Linked DNA regions of Homo sapiens: region 2 is linked to region 1. A link is an interaction called in ENCODE POLR2A ChIA-PET data of the cell type or tissue named here. Cell type or tissue: MCF 10A. All regions are shown on one strand. Each heading gives the region's core, and the rest is flanking DNA. Links, peaks and the distances in the headings are about the cores only.

The links. Peaks named below come from ENCODE experiments on the same cell type or tissue, not always from the same donor. Only the 100,000 strongest peaks of a DNase experiment are listed, where the experiment ranks them.
Region 2: POLR2A ChIA-PET joins it to region 1 with 5 read pairs; 2 of 35 experiments call an interaction of 5 or more read pairs at or near these places.

Annotation. Positions count from the first base shown.
Region 1 is chr18:22,849,858-22,862,353 of GRCh38, forward strand. All of the region lies in intron 2 of RBBP8-AS1 (RBBP8 antisense RNA 1), which reads right to left. Among named protein-coding and RNA genes, the nearest start is that of RBBP8, 77 kb to the right of the region's middle. In MCF 10A, for the core only: no CTCF peak of the experiment used is centred there; a DNase peak (open chromatin) is centred at 7,244.
Region 2 is chr18:22,950,788-22,963,283 of GRCh38, forward strand. All of the region lies in intron 4 of RBBP8 (RB binding protein 8, endonuclease), which reads left to right. Among named protein-coding and RNA genes, the nearest start is that of RBBP8-AS1, 23 kb to the left of the region's middle. RefSeq lists an enhancer at 1,074-1,762. In MCF 10A, for the core only: no CTCF peak of the experiment used is centred there; no DNase peak of the experiment used is centred there.

The DNA.
Region 1 (12,496 bases), core at 2,539-10,538:
TTACCACTGACTAACACCCAGAAACTTAAAAGCATTCACGTATATCATTAAATCTCGAGTTCCATCTATTCACGAATTGATCAATCTCAAACTATGCAATGACAAAACAACTAGTTTAACTGATTTTTTTTGCAACAAATTGGCCAGTTTTTGTGTCACAGCATAGAGATACTTATCTGTTCATGAACTGCCATAAAATAATTTTCAGCTGGGGAAACAAAAAGCAACTTTCTAGCTTATAGAAGGATTTTTATGATAAAATGGATGTCCAAATGGTATTTGTTCCACACGAGAAAAGAATCTAAAATTGAAATTAAGTTCTCCTATTTGAGTATCACATTAACTCAATATAATAATTTTCTATGTAGAGAGAAAACTGTTTGCAGGGATAATCCAACAGTAGAGAAGTGAAATCTGTGAGTTTATTTGAAATCTTTTGGGCAACTCTTTGCAGCAACAGTGCCATCTTCCTACATTTTGCTTAGATTAATTTTAAGATTTATTTTTCTTATTTGGAACACATCTGTAGGAAGCAAGGAGCATGCAAGCTAGGATATAGCAAATCTGAGAGTTAGCATTTGTGACAGATAATACACATGTGCATTATACACAAGACAAAAATAAAATTTTATTCTCAATTTCTAGATATTAGATAACTAGATGGTGGTAGTTCCATTCTAGTTATTAGAAAACTATTTAGGATTGGAAGAACTGAGGTGGTCAAATGAAAAAAGTGAATTAGTTGCATTCTTACCAACTGTGGAGCAAAGAAACATGTTTCTCATGGCCCAAGGCAGGCTTGAATGAGAAGGAAATCTGGGGATCTACTTAGATAGTGCCAAGAAAGTGCCAGAGATGGATGCCCTGGAGATGAGCAAAGAGAGGTCCTGAAGTCACAGGACTAAATTCCAGCACAGTGGAATAAAACAGAAAAAAGAAAGGAGTACCTACATAAGAGAATCAGTAGGTTTGGGAGAGTGATAAAATCTTAACTTTTCTATTTTAACAGTGAAATCTTTTGCAGAGCAAAAATTTTGATTTTTGAAGTCCAATTTATCAAGTATTTATTTTCTAGATCATGCTTTCAGTATTATATCTAAGAATTATTTGCCTACCCCAGGTCATGAATATTCCTTCTCATGTTTTCTTCTAAATGCTTTATGGTTTTCCTTTTTTTTTTTTTTTTTTCTTTTTTTTTGAGACGGTGTCTCGCTCTGTCGCCCAGGCTGGAGTGCAATGGTGCAATCTCGGCTCACTGCAACCTCCACCTCCCAGGTTCAAGCGATTTTCCTGCCTCAGCCTCCCAAGTAGCTGGGACTACAGGCACATGCCACCACGCCTGGCTAATTTTTTTGTATTTTAAATAGAGACGGGGTTTCACCGTGTTAGCCAGGATGGTCTCGATTTCCTGACTTCGTGATCCACCTGCCTCAGCCTCCCAAAGTGTTGGGATTACAGGCGTGAGCCGTGCCCAGCCTGGTTTTACATTTTACACTTAGAACTATGATCCATTTCTATTTACTTTTTTAAAAAGGCATGAGTTTAGGTGGAGGTTAATTTTTTTTACATGTCTATATCCAATTGTTCCAACACCATTTGTTGAAAAGATGATCCTTTTTCCATTGAATTGCCTTTGCAATTTCATAAAAAATCAATTGGCCATATTTGAATGAAGCCAATTTCTGGACTCAATTCAGTACCACTGATCTACATGTCTATCCCTTCACCAATGCCACACTATATTGATTACTATAGCTTTGTAGTAAATCTTAACATCAGTGTAAGTCATCCAACTTTCTCCTTTTTTCAAAATTGTTTTGGCTATTCTGGTTTTTTGTTTGTTTGTTTTGTCTTCCCATATACATTTTAGAATTATTATATATATATTGAGAATATGTCTATTTCTTCTTTCAGTTTTGTCTATTTTTGCTTCACGTATTTTTAAAGTCTGTTAGGTGCACACACATTTAGATTTGTATGTCTTCTTGGTGAATTTACTTTTATATTATTACATGATGTCTCAGTTTATCCCTGGTGATTTTCCTTGCTCTGAAGTCTACTTTGATTATTAATATATTTATACCAACTTTATTTTTATTCATGTTTAAAATGTGTCTTTTCCCATTCTTTTTCATTTAACCTTCCTATATCTTTATACTTGAAGTATGTTTCTGGTAGACAGCATATAGTCGAGTGATACCTTTTTACTCATTCTGATTATCTCTATTTTAACTAGTGTGCTTACACCATTTACATTTAATGTTAATATTGATATGTTTGGGTTTAGGGCTACTATTTAATTATCTGTTTACTCATCACTCCTTATGTTTTTCCTTCCTCTGTTACCCTTTTTTTCTTCTTCTTTTGGGTTACTTGAGCATTTGTTAGTATTCTATTTTAGTTTCTTATTATTTCACTTTGGGCTGTGTGTGTGTGTGTGTGTGTGTGTGTGTGTATGTGTGTGGTGATGACTGTTACAGTAAACAAACTTAAACTTTCTCAGCATGCTTTGAATCAATATTTGCCACTTTAAATGTGATGTAGAAATTCTTCCAAGATCCCTTTACCTTCCATCCTTCATGTTGTATTTGCCTTATATATTACTTCTATATGCATTGAAAACCCATCAGATAATGTTATAGTTTTGGTTTTCAATGATCAAATATACTTCAAACACCTTAAAAGGAGAAGAACAGTCTATTATATTTGCCCAAATATTTGCTATTTATATTGCTCTTCCTTCATTCCTCATGCTCCATATTTCCTTCTGGTGTCATTTCCTATCTGAAAATTTTCATTTCGTAATTCTTTTAGATCAGGACTGTTTGTAGTGAACTGTATTAGTTTTCTTTCATCTGAGAATGTCTTTATTTAACCTTCATTCCTAAAGGATATTTTCACCAGGTATAAAATTCAAGATTAACAATTCTTTTCTTTCAGCACTTAAAAATGTTGTTCCACTATCTTTTTCATGAACAGTTTCTGATAAGAAAACCGTAGCCAGTTCAATAATACATCATTTTTCTCTTGCTGCTTTCATAGTATTTTGTCTTTAGCTCATAATGATTTAATTGTGATAGGTCTAGACATGGATTTATTTGGTTTTGTCACATTTAGGATTCACTAGACTTCTTGAGTCTGTAGGTATATGTCTTTTACCAAATTTGAGAAGTTTTTAGCTATTATTTATTGAAATGATGTTTCTTCCCCCATGTTCTTTCTCCATTCATTCCGAGTCTCTAATCACATGAACATTAGACTTTTGAGTATTATCCCACACATCTTCCTTCATTTTTAAAATATTTTTTATGTCTTTTCTGATTGGATAATTTCTATTACTATATCTTCACATTCGCTGACTCCTCTGTCAATTCTATTCTGCTATTACACCCATTCTGTAATTTTTAATTTTAGTTATTGTATTTTTCAGTTCTAAATTTTCTCTTTGGTTATTCTTTATATTATCTATTTCTTTGTTAGGACTTTTTATCTCTTCATTATTTTCAAGAGTGTATGCCCTTACTTATTTGTACATATTTTATCAGATAATTTCAACATTTGTGATACATTAGCAGTGGCATCTGTTGATTCTTATGCAGGTTGAGATTTTACTGTTGTTCAGTTCTGTTCCATGTGTGTGTCATTGAATGACCAGTGTGGGACCTAGACTGTGACCTACCCCTTAGTTCAGTTCTCAAAGTATTTAGTATCCTGTTTAGGATCCATGCATGCACAAATCCAGGGTGAGCTCAAGAGTTCACAGACAACTTTATGAGTTTTCTTCCCAGGCTCCCTGCTCTCCATGATCTCCCTAGTACTTCTGGTGCCCTGGGGCTCCCTTTTCAATGTTCTAATCAGGACACTGAACTTCTCTCCTCCCCTCCACATTTTCTTTTTCTTTTTCTTTTTTTTTTTTTTTTTTTTTTTTGAGACGGAGTCTCACTCTGTCACCCAGGCTGGAGTGCAGTGGCTCACTGCAACCTCCACCTCCTGGGTTCAAGCGATTCTCCTGCCTCAGCCTCCCTAGTAGCTGGGATACATGTGTGTACCATCATGCCCAGCTAATTTTTTTGCATTTTTAGTAGAGACGGGGTTTCACCATGTTGGCCAGGCTGGTCTCAAACTCCTAACCTCAAATGACCCGCCCACCTCAGCCTCCCAAAGTGCTGGGATTACAGGCATAAGCCACCATACCTCCCTCTCCTCCACATTTTCTAGTGGCCCCTCTCTGGAGCCAACAGCAAGATAACAAGTGGAGGGAAAGCAAGAGGGTTTCACTCCACATTTTTGAAACCACAGCTTCTCCCATCAGAGAGAAATGTTCCCATGCCCCAGTTTTAGGAGGAACCCAGTAGCTGCTGTTCTTGCTGTCACTGCCCCTATCACAGCACAATTGCCTAAAGACTGGCAGAAGAGAATGGAGTAGAGACTTAAAGGAGAAAGAGTAGGAGAAAAAGAAGAGGAGGGAAAAAAAGAAGAGGAGGAGCTGGGGGAGAGAAGGAGGAAGAAAGGGGATTTCCAACTCTTTCTCTAAATATTAGCTAATCTTTTCCTGGAAGAATTAGAGGTCTCCTCCTGGAGCTCTCTGTGTCTATGTTCCCTTTTTGGTTTGGGTTGCCTTAAGTTCAGGTTAGGGGTTACCTAGAAACAAGAAATGGTTATCTTATCACCTATTTGGTGGTACTTTGAATTCTGTACCACTTTCTGCTTACTATTACTTTTCAAATAGGAGTTGAAAATACTTTTCAAGAAGCACATTCTAATTGAACCAGAACCGTATCTTATCTGGAACCATAAACATAATAGACAGTTGTATAAATTGTGTTTGCATTTTCAAATAATTCAAATTGCAGTATGGCTTCCAATAAACAAATATTTGTTTTCTTCATTTGCCTAACTATAAATAACCTAGTTCCACTACATGTGAAGTTTATTATCCATTGACCCACCAGAGGTACTGCTGTGTCTTTAGAAATCAGAAGCATTCTTGGCCGGGCGCAGTGGCTCACGCCTGTAATCCCAGCACTTTGGGAGGCTGAGGTGGGTGGATCACGAGGTCAGGAGATCAAGACCATCCTAGCTAACATGGTGAAACCCCGTCTCTACCAAAAATACAAAAAATTAGCCGGGCGTGGTGGTGGGCACCTGTAGTCCCAGCTACTTGGAAGGCTGAGGCAGGAGAATGGTGTGAACCCGGGAGGTGGAGCTTGCAGTGAACCCAGATGGCGCCACTGCACTCCAGCCTGGGCGACAGAGCAAGACACCGTCTCAAAAAAAAAAAAAAAAAAGAAATCAGAAGCATTCTTATTAATAATTTCAAAAAATAATTATTTGGCCAATGTTATCTCTACTTCCTTCTACTTTTTTCTATTTTACTAAAGGACTATGATAAATACAATTACATGAAGATATAATTTGTATTTAGGATAAAAAATTAATATAGTATTATGTTGTTTGATTTGACAATAATTCGAATCTCTACATGGCTGGACCATTTGATTATGCATTTAAAGCAACAATAGCATAAAAAGCCCCAACATATCAAAGACTAACCAACTAAATAGCCAGTGATATAAATAAAGAACCATTTTTAGAAGAAGTCTATGCTGCTGTTTAATATTTTGAATCACTCCACAATGCTGAAATCATTTAAAGAAAAAAGATTTTTATTTTTATGTGCCTGGGTTTCCAATGCTACTTATACTTACTAAATTATAAGACCTTCATGGTCTTTCATAAAATTAAAATTCCATGAAAAAAGTATAGGTAGGAGTTACTTCTCCTAAAAGGTATGTCTTATCTATCTAAACAGAGTGCTAAACACTCGTTGAGACAAGAATCACATCTTTGTTAATATATGCTAATAAGGCTACGAATGCCTGGAAAATGGAACTGCCAAAGTGAAAAAGAATCTGGGTAATATTCCTGGGCACTAAAGGAAACAGAAAAAGCCAGACCAAGAAGAAAGATCTGATAGATTTTGTGTATTTCAAGGCATGATGGAACTGGCCAGAAGTGGGGAGGAGGAGTTGAATGAAATTTAACTATTAAGAATATGATAGGAAAAAAAAGAGTGGGTGCAAATGAATATAACTGGCTTTTCAGATAACAAAGAGAACAAAATGTATCATTCTGTCTTAGCACATCAATCTGTTGATAATAGTTTAATAAAACCCATTTGTTCCTAGACTTTTAGAAGTTAGAAATGCAGCACATTTTTACTATGTAAGTGTTCCTTATCCAATAAAACTTTGATTACATAGCATTGATTTTATTAGATTTGTACAAATTTTTCCCAAAACTCCCTCTTACTCTACTTGTGAAAGACAAATATGGTTTGAAATGGAGACACCAAATATACACTGTTTATCCCAATGGATACTTGTGGAACTATAATCTTTAAAAATGCTGAAAGGGGGAGGTGAATTTCCACCGCTCACTCAAATTGAAGTGGGGGAAGTGATCACAGTGAGAATGTGTATGGAAAGCCCACAGTAACTGTTAAGGTTAAGATCACAACTTGCCAATTTAGGGTTTTTAGAATGACCTAGCTATCTGATATATAGGTAGGAAACCAAGAGTTAGTAAATGGACCATATGTTTATAAGCAGAGTATGTTTCCCATGGAAAAAAAATACAGATTTCTCTGTGAAGCTGAAGTAGCCTGTTCTCACTCTAACCTAGTTATTAGAGTCCAACCATATTCTTCTTAGGATTTCCTAAGTACCTAGAATGGTGTTCTACATATAGTAAATTATCAATATAAAAGAATAAAATTTTTACTTTTTGTAGTCATATTATGTGTGTATGTATATATATACATATATTTGATTCAATTTAAAGTATCCCAGTGGATTTTGTCTAAAAACACAAAGAATAGGATATGAAGTTTATAATCTACTGACAGTCCCAAATATACTATTTTACTTGCTTTAATCACCAACACCAACCTTTGAACATAGTGGGCAGTCAATAAATATCTGGAGGATGAGGGTATGAATACATGTATTTGCCAGACTATAACCCCTGATGAAGGAAAGGGATTGGCCGATTCTTTATTGTGGCTCCCTACACCAAACATTCTGAGCTAGCATACCCACAATGAAAGAACATCATCTGAATGAAGCTTCACAATTGCTCTCTCATTACCACTGGGCTTCTGGCATCCAGCACACCTTGGAGTCCTAGTGTTAAGGAATGTATTCTGAGCCTCTGCCGGCACAGGCATGTCACAGTGATGCTTCTAAAACAAACCAGAGCTCAGGTTTGTTTCAAGTCTTCACATGCTTTTGATGGAAGGTGTGCTGGCAGCTGTTGTCATCATTAGCCTTGTGGCAATACTTTTTCCTTTAGTGTCTTATGTTTCATATGAAAGCTTAAAGCTCATTAAATAGGGAGGAACTTTGGAATATGTGCCAATGCCAAACAGTAAAGTTTTTATTTTCTCCTGTTATAACAGCTTTAAAGTTCTGAATTTCCAAATCTTAGTCCCCAACACCATTCCAAATTTTAAATTCGATAATGGGGTAGGAGCAGAAGGATACCAATTCCTTTTCCTGACTTTACAATCTTTACCAGAGATCTAGTAAGTGAAAGATTTAGAGCCTGCTAGAAAACTTGGGTGTGGAATTCTCCTGTAATCCTGGCATTTATGGGATGAGTGAGCTGTCCATCCATGGTTCTGTAATCTAGACAGTTGAGATATCTGAATCTGAATGCTCAACCTAGTACAGTCTTCCATGGTATTCACATTTTTCTAGCAGCTGACCTAAGTGATACATTTTAAAACGCACAATAACTAATGGTCACTAAGCACCTACTTACTATGTGCCAGGCAATATCAAAAAGCACTTCAAATGTTAAAATGCTCACAAACGCTCTCAGATAAATATTTATCTCCATTTTACAGATAAGAAAACCTAGGATTAAAGAGGTAAGTAACTTGCCCAAGTTTTTATTCACTATAAGGAGACTTTTTAAAAAGGTTAATTAGTACTACTTAATATTATAGGTATCTTCTAAGGCAAGAACTATTATCTATTTCATCTTTGTATCCTCCACCATATCTAGAGCAAAACCTTACACATACAAACTTCTTAATAAAGGTTTACTGAGCAGGCCAGTGTGTTGGCTCATGCCTGTAATCCCAGCGTTTTGGGAGGCCAAGGCAGGAGGATCACTTGAGGCCAGGAGATTGACACCAGATTTTGAGGTTACACTGAGCTAGCCTGGGTAACAGAGCAAGAAAACGAAAGGCCCCATAGTTGTGGAGTACTATATATTTATTATGTATATTTCTTTCTCTCTCTTTCCCTCTCTCTGTTTTAAATTTTTTCATATTAGAAAATAAGTTTAAGTTCTAGAGCCTTCCAAGTCATTCATACACACACATACACCCACTCATTTGCCAAATTTACTTGGGTCCCTCTGAAACCACAAGTAGCAGCTGCTTAATAGGTGAACTTCAACACCAAGCAACAGGTTGGGGCAGGTAATTAAGAATACCAAATCCATTTGAAATTGCAGGGGAAATTTAGGGAAGTAGAACGTATTTATCAGAGTTGGAATTTGGCCAGGATTCTAAAGAAAACACCAATTACCCTTTGATAATATAAAATAGCATATAAACACTGTTTAACTGAATTTCTGACTAAGGTTAAGAATTCCAGAGACTCACAGAAGGGACACATCATTCCTGGACAAATTCTTCCATTGAGAAAGTTCTTTATACTTCCATAGTAACCCCCTTGCCTCTCACAAAGAAAACCTCTTGTTGTCAGGTTAGTAATGAAAGTGAATTCTAATAAACAGAGCTGGAGCAAATAAGAGGTCTTTCTAGCACTACTAGCTATTGTGCACCTTAGATTTAGATATCTCCCTTCCACAAAGTATCACAACCTCACATATCTCAATGTAGAAGACACTTCAAGAGAGCCGATTTCATCAGAATGGCAACTTTCTCAGACAGCTCCTCTCTGCCCAAGATAATTTAGGTGTGATCATGCTTGACATGAAGTATGAATTCGGTAACTTTCTAAGGTCTCTAACCACCTTCAAGTTAGGAATTCTATTAAGGGACCTAACCAAAACAAGATAAAAAAGAGAGGGGTCTATAGATTTAAGAGATATAGTGACTAAGTACAACATGTGGACTGTGTTTGAAACCTATAATTGAAGAAATTGAACACAGATGGAATACTTGATATATTTTTAATTTTCTATTAATTTTAAGTATAATTGCAACGATTATATTTTGAAGATATACACACTGAAGTATTCGTAAATGAAATTCTGTAATACCTAGTATTAGCTTCAATATGAAAAAAGATAGGAAGAAGTTAGTGGGTAGATGTCCATGTGTTGATAATTACTGAAGCCCAGTGATGGGTACTTGGGAGTTCACTACACTATTTTCCATAGGTTGTGGCATAGGTGAAATAGATCATTGTTCAAGTGCAATTTCTGTTAACACAATTTTCTCTCTTTTAGCAAATGAAAGCATCTAAGAATGCAAATAAATGACAGTGATTTTTTATAGCAATAATCTTGAATTTCCACTATTTCATAAAATAAGTAAACTTTCTAAAACTTAATATTCTAAAACATTAACCCTCATACAATTGTTTAGTTTTTGTTTAAAATTTTCCATTAAAATAACTTTAAAAAAGATATCCTGTACCCATTTTCACCACTCCTATTTAACATAGTACTGAAAGTCCTAGCCAGAGCAATAATACAAGAGAAAGAAATAAAAGGCATCCACACTGGAAAAGAGGAAGTCAAATTGTCCCTCTTTGCTAATAATATGATCTTATACCAAGAAAAAAACTAAAGACTCCACCAAAAAACTCTTATATTTGATCAATGTGTTCATTCAATTTGCAGGATACAAAATCAACATACAAAAATGAGTAGCAGTCGGGCGCGGTGGCTCATGCCTGTAATCCCAGCACTTTGGGAGGCCAAGGTGGGCGGATCACCTGAGGTCAGGAGTTCAAGACCAGCCTGGCCAACAAGGTTAAACCCTGTCTCTACTAAAAATAAAAAATTAGCTAGGTGTGGTGGCGGGCGTCTGTAGTTCCAGCTACTTGGGAGGCTGAGGCAAGAGAATCACTTGAACCCCAGAGGCAGAAGTTGCAGTGAGCCAAGATCGCACCACTGCACTCCAGCCTGGGTGACAGAGTGAGACTCCGTCTCAAACACACACACACACACACACACACACACACACACATCAGTAGCATTTCTATACACCAATAATGATCTAGCCAAAAAAGAAATCAAGAAGGAAATCCTATTTACAATAGCTACAAATGAATAAAATACCTAGGAATAAATTTAACCAAGAGGTGAAAGATATCTACAAGGAAAACTACAAAACATAAATGAAGGAAGTCGAAGAAGACACAAACAAATGAAAAAACCTCCCATGCTCATAGATCGAAAGAATTAACAGTGTTAAAAAGACCATATTGCCCAAAGCAATCTAAAGATTCAATGCAGTCCCTATCAAAATACCAATGTCCTTCTTCATGGAATTAGAAAAAAAAAATCCTAAATGTATGTGGAACTAGAAAAGAACTGATTAGCCAAAAGAACTGATTATCCAAATCAATCCTGAGCAAACAGAACAAATCTGGAGGCATCACACTACCTGACTTCAAATATAAGACTAGAGTAACCAAAACAGCATGGTCTGGTTATAAAAGTAGATGCATAGGCCAATGGAACAGAATAGAGAACCCAGAAGTAAAACTACATATTTACAGCCAACTGATCTTTGACAAAGCCAACAAGAATTTACACTGGGGAAAGGATACCCTCTTCAGTAAGTGCTGCCACAAACCCACATGCAGAAGAATGAAACTGGACCCCATCTTTCACCATACAAAATCTATTCAAAAATTTATACATACTATATATAAAAATCAACTCGAAATGGATTTAAGACTTAAACATAAGACCCAAAGCTATAAAAATACAAGAAGAAAACCTACAGAAAACTCTCCTGGATACTGGGCTAGGCAAAGAATTTATGACTAAGACTTCAAAAGCACAGGAAACAAAAACAAAAATAGATAAATGGGTCTTAATTAAACTAAAAAGTTTCTGCACAGCAAAGGAAACAATCGACAGAGCAAAGAGGTAACCTGTTGAATGGGAGAAAATATTTGCAAGTTATTCAACAACATTGGTCTAAGCTGACACATCCAGAATATACAAGGAACTCAAACATCTCGAGAGAAAAAAAATCATCCCATTAAAAAGTGGACGAAGGACATGATAGCTATTTCTCAAAAGAAGACATACAAATGGCTAATGGGCATCTGAAAAAATGCTCAGCATCACTAATTATCAGAGAAATGCAAATCAAATTACAAGGAGGTATCATCTTACTCCAGTCAGAATGGCCATTATTAAAAAGAAAAAATAACAGATGTTGATGAGGATGCAAGGGAACTCTTATATGTGGCTGGTGGAAATGTAAACTAGTATAGCCATTATGGAAAACAGTGTGGAGATTTCTCAAAAACCTAAAGCTAGAATTGCCATATGACCTAGCAATCCCACTACTGGCTATCCATCTAAAGGAAAAGAAATCAATATATCAAAGGGATACTTGCACTCTCATGTTTACTGCAGCACTATTCACAGTAGCAAAGATATGGAATCAACCTAAATGTCCATCAACAGATGAATGGATAAGGAAAATATGGTATATATACACAGTGCAATACTATTTGGCCATAAAAGGTAATGAAATCATGTCATTTACAGCAACATGGATGTAACTGGAGGTCATTACGTTAAATGAAATAAGCGAGGCACAAAAAGACAAATATTGCATGTTCTCACATATGTGGGAGCTAAAATTACATGGAGATAGAGAGCGGAAAGATAGACAACAGAGACTGGGAAGGATGAGATAGGGGGATGAGGGAGATGAAGAGAAGTGGGTTAAAGGACACAGCCATACAGTAAGATAGAAGAAATATATTCAATGTTTGATAGCAGGGCAGGGTGACTATACTTAACAAAAACGTATTCTATTCAAGTGATAGACACCCTAAAAATCCTGCCTTGATCACTACACATTAAATACATGTAACAAAATTCACATGTACCCATAAACTTGCACAAACAAAACATAAATGAAACAAAAATAACTCCTAAATCAAACAAATCCCATTATTTTTCTAAACTTCAAGTTGAGTTGAACCCAATTAATAACGTTTTATTGACCAATACATGAAGCCAAAGCACTTTTTGGGGGTTTTTTTAGTACTTTTAATTTTAAATGTGCAATAAATTCACTCATGCTTTTTGTAAACATTTGAATGGTATTTACAAAATTTCGACATGCTTCCATTAACATGCTAAAATATATTGTGCATACCAGAAAGGTACGATACGGTTTCTGCCTTCAAGAACTTACAGCCAAATTTGAAAACTAGATTTAGGTAGGATATACAACATTAGGAAAGTTTTAACATCT
Region 2 (12,496 bases), core at 2,680-10,679, 100 kb after region 1:
GGAGTCCTAGCTACTCAGGACACTGAGACGGGAGGATTGCTTGAGTCCAGGAGTTTGAGCAAGCTATGATTGTGCCATTGCACTCCAGCCTGTGTAACAGAACAAGACCCTGTCTCTTAAAAAAATTTTTTTCTTGATATTTTTGTATATGTTACGGAAGGGCTGGGTGATTTGAGTTTGTCTCTATCCTTTTAGTGGTGAAATAATTTAATATTCTTCATATGTGCAAACTGAAATTGAGTACTTTCTACAACTACCAACTCAATGGATGCACATTTGTTGGAATAGGCAGTGTATTGTGGAATAAAGACCTGTGCGCTTTAGAATCACATATGTTTTTGAATTCCAGCTTCACCCTGTGTTCTTAATTCAGATTCCACAACAAATATTTGAGTCCTTGCTGTCTTAGGTGTTGCTCTAGGGGGCTAGGGATGATACTTTTCCTAGTATGTCATGGATTAAATGAGACAGTGCAAGTAACAATACATAACAGAAGTTGAATAAGACTTACATATCTTAGTTGGTGAATATAATTTAGCACTCCTGTCTGTGCATATATTTAATTTTCAAAGGTTGGGAGTGAGCCATACGACAAACAAATGAGACAATTTCAGATTATAAATGCTATGAAGAAAATAAAATCGAATTATGTAATTGAGTAACCACAGGATCTGTGTAGAAAAAAAAACCAAACGCAGCTTTTCCCACTGTACTCGTACAACATGCTTCAGACACCAGATGTGAGGAGGAGTTTCCCCTACCAACAAGCAAACAATTAATTCTACAGCAGACACTAGCTGGGTATCCTCTTAATTCAATTCCTACACTGGATATGGCATCAGGTCCCACAGGTTGAGGGCTTTGTCCCCATGACTGTGTCCTTCCCTCAATTCTGATGCCAATTTCAAGCCCCAGGTTGTTTACCCATGCTTTGGACAGACTCTAAATTGGGGTTCCCACAACCCCCTCCTCGGGTTATATTTACTAGAGTGACTCACGAAACTCAGGAAAACATTTATATTTATCAGTTTATTACAAAAAATTTGTTAAAGGTTACAAGTCAACAGCCAAATGAAGAGATACATGGGGTGAGGTCTAGAAGGATCCTAAACACAGGAGCTTCTGTCACCATGGAGTTGGGGTGCTGTCTTAACTGAGACTTGATTGACAGAAAGGAACCATCCACTTGAAGAACTAGAGACAAAAGGAAATAGAACAGACAAATGTGAAAGTCTAGGGTAGAAATAAGTTTGAAATATTTGAGGAACAGAAAGTCTACTGTGGTTCTAGTTTAATGAGTAAAGGGGATGAGTGATAGGAGTGAGATTGGAAATCTAGTGGGGCAACAACTAGATTTCGTAGGGACATAGGCAAAAAGTTTGGATTTTAATTGTGATGGAAACCACTTAAGCAGGAGAATAACAAAGGGATATAAGTAGGTAGCAACAGCCTGTCTATCCAAATGGAAATGTCAAGTAGATAGATGTATATGTGAATCTAGGATTCAGTGGATCTCTTAAGGACATCTTTGAATAGTATAGGAAGAAAGAAGAGGTCTTAGGGCTGAATCCTTTGGCATTCCTGATTAAGGTTTCATGAAGAATAAGGACCCAGCCAGCAAAAGATTGAGAAAGAGAAACTATTAAAATAGAAGAAAAGCCAGGAACATAGGTCTTGACCACTAACAATACCTTCTTTGCAGGGCTATTTTGAAGTTTAAATGAGATAATGGAAGCAGCAGTACATAACAGATATTTAATAAGACATATACTATCTCCTAATTGGAAGATGATTCCAACTTTTAGCACTCTAATCTGTGTTATATAACACAGCCATGTCTAGGCTGTCTAGCTGAGAAGCCAGGAAACTAGAAAGCCATCTCTCCCACTCACCCTTTCCCAGGTCAGCAATGGAAAGGAAATCATTAGTTACTCATCTGTAGTGTGGTGAGGCGCTTCCTTCTGTTTTCTCTGGATATGTAGTAGAGGATTTCAGGGAACATATCTCTCTCAGCCTTTAACTCCAGCCATTGAAGAGCTTCCTTCTCTTATTTCACCACGTTTTTTCTCTCATTTCTACCATTACACCACTTTCTACAAGCAGTGAGGTTGGAGTGAGTAATGGCATTAACGCCAAGAGATTAGGAATGCTTTTTGTTCCATCATTCCTATGTAAAGAAAATTTCAAGATTGGTATTAATAACGAAATATGTTAGCCTGAGTTCTCTGAGAAGCAAACATCAATAAGACTTTGGACACTGAAGAGATTTATTGGGAAAAATACCTGTAAGAAATGAGGCGTCTGGGAGAGCTGTCAGACCCTCATGCCTCTAACTCTGTGAAGAAGAGAGGGAAGAGGATACTGTACTTGTAAGAGAGCTTTGACAAAGCTAACAGGGAGTCCTGGAGCCATAGTTGCCCTGCTTTCCTCATTTATAGCAGGATCTGACTATGGGATGCCTGGTGTATTCACCTATGTGGAAACAGGTGAAGGATTTCACAGCACAGAAGGTGGAGCCAGGGATTTTATTCTCCTACTGTGGTAGGAGACAGTAAGATGACTGGCCAACTTATATTGACTTCCAGTACTCTTCCTGTTTAGTTGTTCCTTAGCAAGTTGTTAGAGCCCAAAATTATTACACTCAAATTTACTGGATAACATTTTCATTATGTTTTTCTTGAAACATTGGCTTAATACAATTGGCTCTCCATTTCATCCCCAAGATAGTATTCTTCATCCTGCCCCTTGAAGACATTGCTTTCCAGTGTCTTCAAAACACTCTTCATTTTATGGCTTAAAGTTTGAGCTTCCTGTTCTGGTAACCTTTGCAGTCTTGTACTTCCTTTTTAAGTAGTTTTTCTTCTCCAGGCCGTTTCAGAGAAGAAATCAGTGGATGAGTGCCTCATCTCCTTCCCATTAAATTACTTTCTTTTATGTAGTCTATATATTTTTTTTTTATTTTTATTTTTCCCTGTATTAGTCCATTTTCACGCTGATTTAAAGGACTGCCTGAGATTGGGTAGTTTATAAAGAAAGGTGGTTTAGTTGACTCACAGTTCTGCAGAGCTGGGGAGGCCTCAGGAAACTTACAATCATGGCAGAAAGGGAAGCAAACACATCCTTTTTCACATGATGGCAGGAAGAAGTGCCAAGCAAAAGGGGGATAAGCCCCTTATAAAACCATCAGATCTCATGAGAACTCACTCACTATCCACAAGAACAGAAGCATGGGGGTAACCACCCCCATGATTCAATTACTTCCCACAGTTGGGACTGTGGGAACTACAATTCAAGTTGAGATTTGGGTGGGGACACAGCCAAATCATATCATTCCACTCCTTGCCCCTTCCAAATCTCATGTCCTCGCATTTCAAGACAATCATTGCCTTCCCCACAGTCGCCTAGAATCTTAACTCATTACAGCATTAACCCAAAAGTCCAAGTCCAAAGTCTCATCTGAGACAAGGCAAGTTCCTTCCGCCTGTGAGCCTGTAAAATCAAAAGCAAGTTAGTTACCTCGTAGATACAGTGGGGATACAGGCATTGGGTAAATACACCCATTCCAAATGGGAGAAATTGGCCAAAACAAAGGGGCTGCAGGCCCCATGCAAATCCAAAATCCAGCAGGGCAGTCAAATTTTAAAACTCCAAAATGATCCCCTTTGACTCCATGTCTCACATCCAGGTCATGCTGATACAAGAGGTGGGTTCCCACAGTCTTGGGCAGCTCTGCCCCTGTGATTTTGCAGGGTACAGCCCCATTCCCAGCTTCCTTCACAGGCTGGCATTGAGTGTTTGCGGCTTTTCCAGGTGCACAGTGCAAGCTGTTGGTGGATCTGGGTGTTTCTGGGGTCTGGAGGATGATGGCCGTCTTATTACAGCTCCACTAGACAGTGTCCCAGTGGGGACTGTGTGGAGGCTCCAACCCAACATTTCCCTCCCACACAGTTCCACATGGTTGGGGAGGCCTCAGAAAACTTACAATCATGGCGAAGGGGGAGTAAACACGTCCTTCTTCACATGATGGCAGGAGGAAGTGCCAAGCAAAAGGGGGAAAAGCCCCTTATGAAACCATCAGATCTCGTTAGAACTCACTATCAAGAGAACAGCAGCATAGCGTTAACTGCCCCCATGATTCAGTTACCTCCTACCAGATCCCTCCCTCCTGATTTCAAGCAGTTCTCCCACCTCATCCTCCCAAAGCGCTGGTATTGTAGGCATAAGCCACTGTGCGCAGCCAGTTGATACATTTAATTGTTAAAATTATGTGTTTTATTCTGCATTTCTTAAAACTAGGTTCTTTTCTCTTTAAGATCTATTCTACCTCTGGTGGATGCCATGCTGCTTTGGTATTTCTCATTCTAAATATTCCCTTGCCTTTCATTCCATTCACCTTTACATCCTCAGGTACATGGGCCTGTAATTCATTAGGTGGTATTAATTTGGTGGCAGGGAGTCGGGGTGGGATGAGGGATATGTAGCTCGTTGTTTTGTAGACTTGCTTTTGCTCACCTTTCTTCAAATGCAAATCCAAAATTTCCTGTGGGCACACTTAAAGATTTATCTCTTGTTTCATGAAGCTCCATTTAATTAAGCTGAAGATCTGTTTTTTTAAATACAGTAGTTAGTATGTATTGAGGATTCACTTTGTACTTAGGCATCCAGCGCTAAATCTTTCTATTAACGCTACAGGATAGATGATAGATCCATTTTGCATGTGAGGAAACTAGCTGGCAAAGAGCAAAGAAGCTTTCCCAGGATCACATAGTTAATACATAATTAGGTTTATATCTTTTTTTTTTTTTTTTGAGACAGAGTCTTGCTCTGTCACCCAGGCTGGAGTGCAGTGGCGCGATCTCTGCTCACTGCAAGCTCCGCCTGCCAGGTTCACGCCATTCTCCTGCCTCAGCCTCCCGAGTGGCTGGGACTACAGGCGCCCACTGCCTCGCCCGGCTAATTTTTTTTTGTATTTTTAGTAGAGACGGGTTTTCACTGTGTTCGCCAGGATGGCCTCGATCTCCTGACCTCGTGATCTGCCCACCTGGGCCTCCCAAAGTGCTGGGATTACAGGTGTGAGCCACCGCGCCTGGCCAGGTTTATATCTTAAATCTGATCCCCGCTTCCATTTTTACTATTTCATGATGCCTCCCCTTTATATTGTCTTAACTTTATTAATGTTATATAAATTAATTACATCTTAAATGATCATCTCAAAGTATTTGTGCTTGATCTAAAGTTTACCAAAACAGACACTCTGAAATATCAGGTCTTCAACATTGCCTATTGTATAGTCTGTTTCCTTGGAAGGTTTTTTTTTCGTTTTTGTTTTTTTAATTGTTGCTAACTAAATACTACCTTTAAAGGACTAAGTAGGTAACTTTTGGTGAATTTCTGCTTTATTTAAAATTTTCTTTTAGTTCTATGTCATATGTAAGAATGATTATCTAGAGTAAGCTTTAAAAATCTGTACAAACTAACATTTTGCTGAGACCTTTAAAAGCAACATGTATTTTGTTAATTTTTTTTTCTTTTGTTTGGTCTTTTTGTTTTGTTTTGTTTTGTTTAGAGACAGGGTCTTACTCTGTTGCCCAGGCTGGAGTGTAATGGCACCATCATAGCTCATTACAGCCTCAAATTCCTTGGCTCAAGAGATCTTCTCACATCAGCCCCCCCAGGTAGCTAGGACTACAGGCAAGCACCACGCCATGCCTGGCTAATTTTTTTGTTTTTATAGAGACTGTCTTGCTGCGTTGATCATAGGCTGGTCTTGAACTCCTGGCCTCAAGTGATCCTCCTGCCTTGGCCTTCCACGGTATTGGGATTACAGGCATCAGCCACTGTGTTCAGCCTATTTTGTTAAAATTTCTGAACAGTAATTCAGCCTACTCTTCATAAAACAAAGCAATTCTTAGTATGTTAATGGGAAAACACTGAGATATTTCAATGAAGGGAATTACCTAGTAAAAGTAAATTAGATAATAAAAAGTTCTAAGTTCTAATTTTATGTGGCTCATTTATGTTTAATGATTATTATGTTTTATATTATGTTTAATAATTATTATTATGTTTAATGAGTATATTTACAGACTTTCCTTCCAGGAACTAAAGTATTTCACTAAATCTAAGAAACAGTCACTGTGCTGGAGAAGTAGATAGAACGCATTTTTTTTGAAAATCTGAACAAAGAAGTTAAAACACAGTTGTCTAATAGAGTTTAATATTTTTTAAAGCATTTTGGCAGTCAGTGAGCTCATTTTCAGATGCTGTTAAAAGGAAAATTGATACTTATAATCAGGAGATGTATGGTTCTGCAACTATTTTTCAAACACTGAAGCAAGTGTCCGCTTTTGTGTTGCTGTTATTCATAGATTTGAATTTAAACATCATATTATTCAGGAGACTTTCTCTAACTTGCTAGACTAGGTTAAGTTGCTGTGTGCTTTCATAGTACTCTGTATTTCTGCTGTCACAGTATGAATTATACTTTGTTGTAATTACTTTTTCTTTTTTTTTTTTTTTTTTTTGCCTGTCTTTCTCTGGTAGACTATAAGCTTTTTAAAGAAATGGCATTACCTTCATCTCTGTTGTATTTACAGCACTGAGCACATTGTAAGTAAACAGTGAAACCATATTGAATGAAAATGAATAAATGTCAATAAATCTTTTTGGGCTATAGCAAACAATTGAGCATAATTGTTACTCTGATAAGTTTTAGTAGCAAATGGAAGCTTTTATTTCTTCATCTTTGTGAACTGGAATAAACTCAGAATGCATGTTGCTTTCTGCCTTTTGTGGAATTGCCCTTTTTTCCCTTTACCTGTTACATAGCTACTGAAACTGCATTCTCTTGTGAAATTGGGAGTGTTTTTTCTTTAGCAGCAGCAGTGGAAGATAGGCAAGAGGAAAGCAATGGAACCATGCTGATGGAAACAGGAGCTAGCACATTTTCTTGCTTCTATTTAAATTTAAACTAGGATCAGCAATCAAAAATTGACCCTTTTTCACAGATACTATTATCAAGAATGGTAGGTGATAAGAAAAACTGAAAGTAATAAGCTAGGGAATATTGCTTCATTTTGTTTCATTTTGTAACCATCTAGCCAGTGATATTTTAAAAATCCCTCTCCTGTATTTGAAAAGTTATTGTTTTAGCTCTTCTATTTTACCTTTCAACCTTAATATATATATTTAGGTCTTTGTTTTATATTGCTTCACCTGTGAACAGTTTCCCTGTTCTTACCATTATGTTACAGGAAGATACTGGTGTTTCTTACCCTTTCCTCTATCACTTTTCCGCTCTTTCTACCATCTGCCTTTGATGAGCTGAACCTTTACGATATAAATATGGTCAAGGTTGACAATAGTTATCTTCTTTTCTATTACCAGATTTCAGTCTTTTTTGTATTTTGTTTATAAGCTGATTCTAGAAGTTGGAAAATAGTAAACTGAGTTTATTTATTGACTGTATAAATATTCACTGCAGAGCTAGGATTGCATTTCTTTACGTATCTGATGTCATGGCCTTTCTGCCACTGAGGGAAATTGTTTCTAATGTCCAGATGAAATACATTGTTTTTTACTTTGTCCCCAATCAGTTGTTCAAATCAGCTCATAATTATGTTATGATAATGACTTATTTAAATGTTTTTTTCTAGAATTTCTCACTACCCTTTTTCATGTTGAGACAAGAACCATGTTTCCTTACATCATTAATATTATTTAATGCCTTAGTTATTCTACTCATTCATTAATTTTTTTTTGTTGTAGGTTTTGTTTGTTTGTTTTGAGGCAGGGTCTCGCTCTGCTGGAGTGCAGTGGCGCGACCTTGGCTCACTTCAGCATCTACCTCCCAGGCCCAAGTGATCCTCACACCTCAGCCTTAGAGTAGCTGGGACTACACATAACACTACACCTGACTAATTTTCTGATTTTTTTATAGAGACAAGGTCCTCCTATGTTGCCCAGGCTTGTCTTGAACTCCTAGGCTCAGACCATCCTCCCACCTCAGCCTCCCAGAGTACTGAGATTATAGGCATGAGCCACTGTGCTCAGCCAGTTCTTTTTCTTGAAGAAATATTTCTTGGGCTAAAAAACTTCTTGTACTAATTTAGGTCATTCACTTTCTAGACTATTCTAGAAAGCTGTCATTCTGGATTTCTCTTCATTAGATCCCTGCATTAATTCAGTTATTTCATTTCTCTCATGTTAAACAGTCAACAAATACTTAATGAACCACCTGTTTTGTTCCAGGCACTGTTTTAGACCTTGGGGATACACCAGTGAATGTGATCGATAAATGTGGGCCTTTCTATTGGTTTTTTAAGCTCATTTTGTTACAGCTTACCCTCAAGTAACTGCTGAAAAAGAAGGCACAGGAACTAAATTTTCAAAGGGTCCTTGCATTCTCGAAAATATTTTTATTCTACTGTTTATTATATAGTTGATATTTTGACTGGATATAAATTTCTAGGTTTAAAATAGTTTTCCCTGAAAACTTTGAAGGCATTTCTCATTGTTAGCATTCCAGTACTGATACAGTCTGCCATTCTCGTGTTAATTCTTTTGTAGGTAACAGATTTTCTTTTCCTTTCTGAAATTTTTCCTTGTTCTGATCAACCTTCGTGATGCTCTGTGTGTGTGTGTTTCCTTCATTGCACTGGACACTCAACCTGTTAACCTAAAAACTAGCACTCAAAGTCTGGTAATTTTTTTCTGCCACTTTCTCTATTTTTTAATGGTCTCTCTTTCTGGAGCACTTCTTAGTCAGAGACTGATTTTTTATCATCTTTTCTCTTATTTTCTATTACTTGTTTTTCTTCCATGTTCTGTGAGATTTCTTTTATTCTCCAACCCTACTATTGAAGTTATTTTGACAATCACGTACGTAATATCCAAGAACTTTTTATTATTTGTTGATTGTTGCTGTATATTTATATGTGTGTGTGTGTTTGTGTGTGTGTGTGTGTATACTCTTGTTTTATGGCTGTATCATTTCCCAGATTTTTCCAGGAATGCTAGATAGCTTTTGCTTTTCCCCCTCAAGGTCTTTTTGTGTGGTAAAAATCTATATAAGATGAACTTTCTTTTTTTTTTTTTTTTTTTTTGGTGGTGGTTGTTGTTTTGAGACAGAGTCTCGCTCTGTCACACACGCTGGAGTACAGTGGTGCAATCTCAGCTCACTGCAAGCTCCGCCTCCCAGGTTCACACCATTCTCCTGCCTCAGCCTCCCGAGTAGCTGGGACTACAGGCACCCGCCACCACGCCCAACTAACTTTTTTATATTTTTTCGTAGAGACGGGGTTTTACCGTGTTAGCCAGGATGGTCTCAACCTCCTGACCTTGTGATCCGCCCACCTCGGCCTCCCAAAGTGCTGGGATTACAGGCATGAGCCACCACACCTGGCCGAACTTTACTATTTTTTAAAAAACAACTTTATTGAGATAAAATTCTCATAACATACAGTTTACCAACTTAAAGTGTACAGAGGCTGGTGCATTGGCTCACACCTGTATTCCCAGCATGGGAGGCCAAGTAGGCAGATCGCTTTAGCCCAAAAGTTTGAGACCAGCCGGGGCAACGTGGCAAAACCCTGTCTCTAAAAGTACAAAATTACCCAGCATGGTGGTGAGTGCCTGTAGTCCCAGCTACTCAGGCTGCTGAGGTGGGAGGATCACTTGAGCCCAGGAAGTCAAGGCAGCAGTGAGCAGTGATCATGCCACTGCACTCCAGCCTGGGCGAAAGAGCAAGACCCTGTCTCAACAAAAAAGACAAATGATTATCAATGCTTATATTACAGTCTCCCTTTATAAAAAAAAAGTTTTTTTCTTCTGACAGTCTCGTTCAGTCATCCAAGCTGGGGCGCAGTAGTGCAATAATAGCTCACTGCAGATTCTCCTGCCTCAGCCTCCCAAAGTGCTAAGATTATAGGAGTGAGCCACTGTGCCTGGCCTATAAAAATTTTTTATAATGTAATTTTTAGTATCCTGAAATGAAATTTAAATAATATAACCTACCTACATACATAATTATTTTTTAAATATCACAACTATATAGAGAAAATTGATTTGTAGTATATCAGAAAGTAAATATTACGGGTATGTCTGTTCTAAAAGATGAGTTGTTGAGATACTCGTTCCTTTGTATAAAATGATCATTAATGTGACTGATACAAGTATGTTTATTGATGATTCAAGTAACACTAACTGCATTTTTCGTCAGTGACATGATTTTTCAAAATTGTAAAGATTATTGGTAAATAGGAACAGTTCCAACAGACCTAATCATTTTTGTTTGTTTAATTAAAGTTGTACTAGCTCCTAGTTTAACTTGTAAAAAGCATTATATGTATGTGACCAGTAATCAGCAAGAAATAAGGAAAAGCGAATGACAAAAAAGAAAAACTTGCATGTGTAGCTGGGAGATCAGCATCAATATCAGATGCCTGTTAGCCTTGTTTAACCCTTCTCTTAGCTGTGAGTTTAAGCCAGACTTAAAAGCCAAGCATGAGTGGAAGAGCTGGGGGCCCAGCTATACAGGTAGGAAAGCTAAGCATGTAATGAGTGCTGATGATGAAACTTATTGCAAGCCATGGATGGCTCCATAGGTTCAAGGCATACCATACTTCTTACACCCCAGAGTGAGTGGTAGGGCAAGTGTGTATATTTTAAGTACTCAGGCATTAGATTTTCACTGTTAACAAAATGGCTCAATATAAGGATAAGACATGAAAAGAACATAGGTAGGAGAAGATGAGAGTGCCTTATTCTAAAGCAAGCTTGTCTAACCCACGACCTGCGGGCTGCATGTGGCCCAGGACAGCTTTGAATGCAGCCCAACACAAATTTGTAAACTTTCTTAAAACATTATGAAATTTGTTTGACTTTTATTTTTTAAGCTCATCAGCTATCATTAGTGTTAGTGTATGTGGGCCCAAGACAGTTCTTCCAGGGAAGCCAAAAGATTGGACACCCCGTTCTAAAGCTTTAAGGATCAATCTGTGAAGAGAAGCTTCTGAGCAGATTCCCGGGCCCCGTCCCTGCAGATTCTAATTCAGTTGATCATGGGTAGACTTACAAATCTTTTTCCTCTCTTTCTCCCTCCCTCCCTTTTAAATCTGCTTAGGTGGTTTTGAGAAATAGCCAGGTTTAGGGACCACTGATCTAACTATCTATTCAACATGTGTTTAAAATTACCTTCCTAATTTCTGAGTGATCGTCTTTTCTGTGCTTAAACATGTCCAGTGACAAATGAAATCACTCCCTTCTTAGGTAACACATTCCATCCTTAAATACTGTAATTGGAAAGTTTTCTTTATACTAGGTTTATATCTGTAGAATTGCTGCCCATTGGTCCTAGTTTTAGTCCTTTAGATCATAAATCTCTTTCACATGATTAACTTTTCAGATATTTAGACAGCTGTCAGCCCTCAGTACCCTTCTGACTTTTTTTTTTCTCCTGCTGATTTTCCTCTTTGCTTTACTCTACTGAAGTTATACTGGCCTCCTTGACATTTCTTTAATAGTCCAGGCACTTTTCAACTGTAGGAATTTTGTACTCTATCCTCATTCACCTGTAACAGTCTCTTGCAGGTATTCTTAAAACTCACTCCCTCTCATCATTTACATCTCCTCGCAAATGTTAACTTCACAGTGAAGTTTTTCTTCAATAGCCTATTTAAAATTGCACCAAGTTCCCCAACCTAACTGGATCTTCTATCTCCCTCTGTGATTTGTTTCCTCCCAAAGCACGTATCACCTTGTTTTTTTTTCCTTTTTCTTTTTTTGAGACAGAGTCTCACTCACTCTGTCGCCCAAGCTGGAGTGCAGTGGCATAATCTTGGCTCACTGCAACCTCCACCTCTCGGGTTCAAGTGATCCCCCCGAGCTCACACACATACACACCCCCTCCTCTCCACCCCCCCTACCTCAACCTCCCTAGTAGCTGGGACTACAGGTGTGTGCCACCATGTCCAGCTAATTTTTCTGATATTTTTCGTACGGACAGGGTTTCACCATGTTGGCCAGGCTGGTCTCGAACTCCTGGCCTCAAGTGATCCACGTGCCTCAGCCTCCCAAAGTACTGGAGTTACAGGCATGAGCCACCGCACCCAGCCCCAAAGTACATACCACCTTCTAATACGCTATACAACTTACTTTACTTTCCCTTTTTTTTGTCTATTTTTTATTGTGTCTCTTCTACCAGATTCCAAGTCAAACAATTGTACTGATCTTTCTCATCTTTATAATTTCAGCCAAAAGAACAGACATTTATTCAGAGTAGGAGATCAACAAACATAATTAAGTTCTCCTTCTTTCCAATTTCCCCTTCTTCAGAAGCAGTCATTTTCAATTCTTCATATTGTTTTGCTGTTTACTTCAAAAATCTCTTTTTAAAAATGTTTATGAGCTATCTATAAATTTTTCTTGACTTAGGTGTTTTTTTTTCTTTTTTCTGCTTTCTACATAGACGCCATTCCCATTTCCCTCTTCCTCCTAT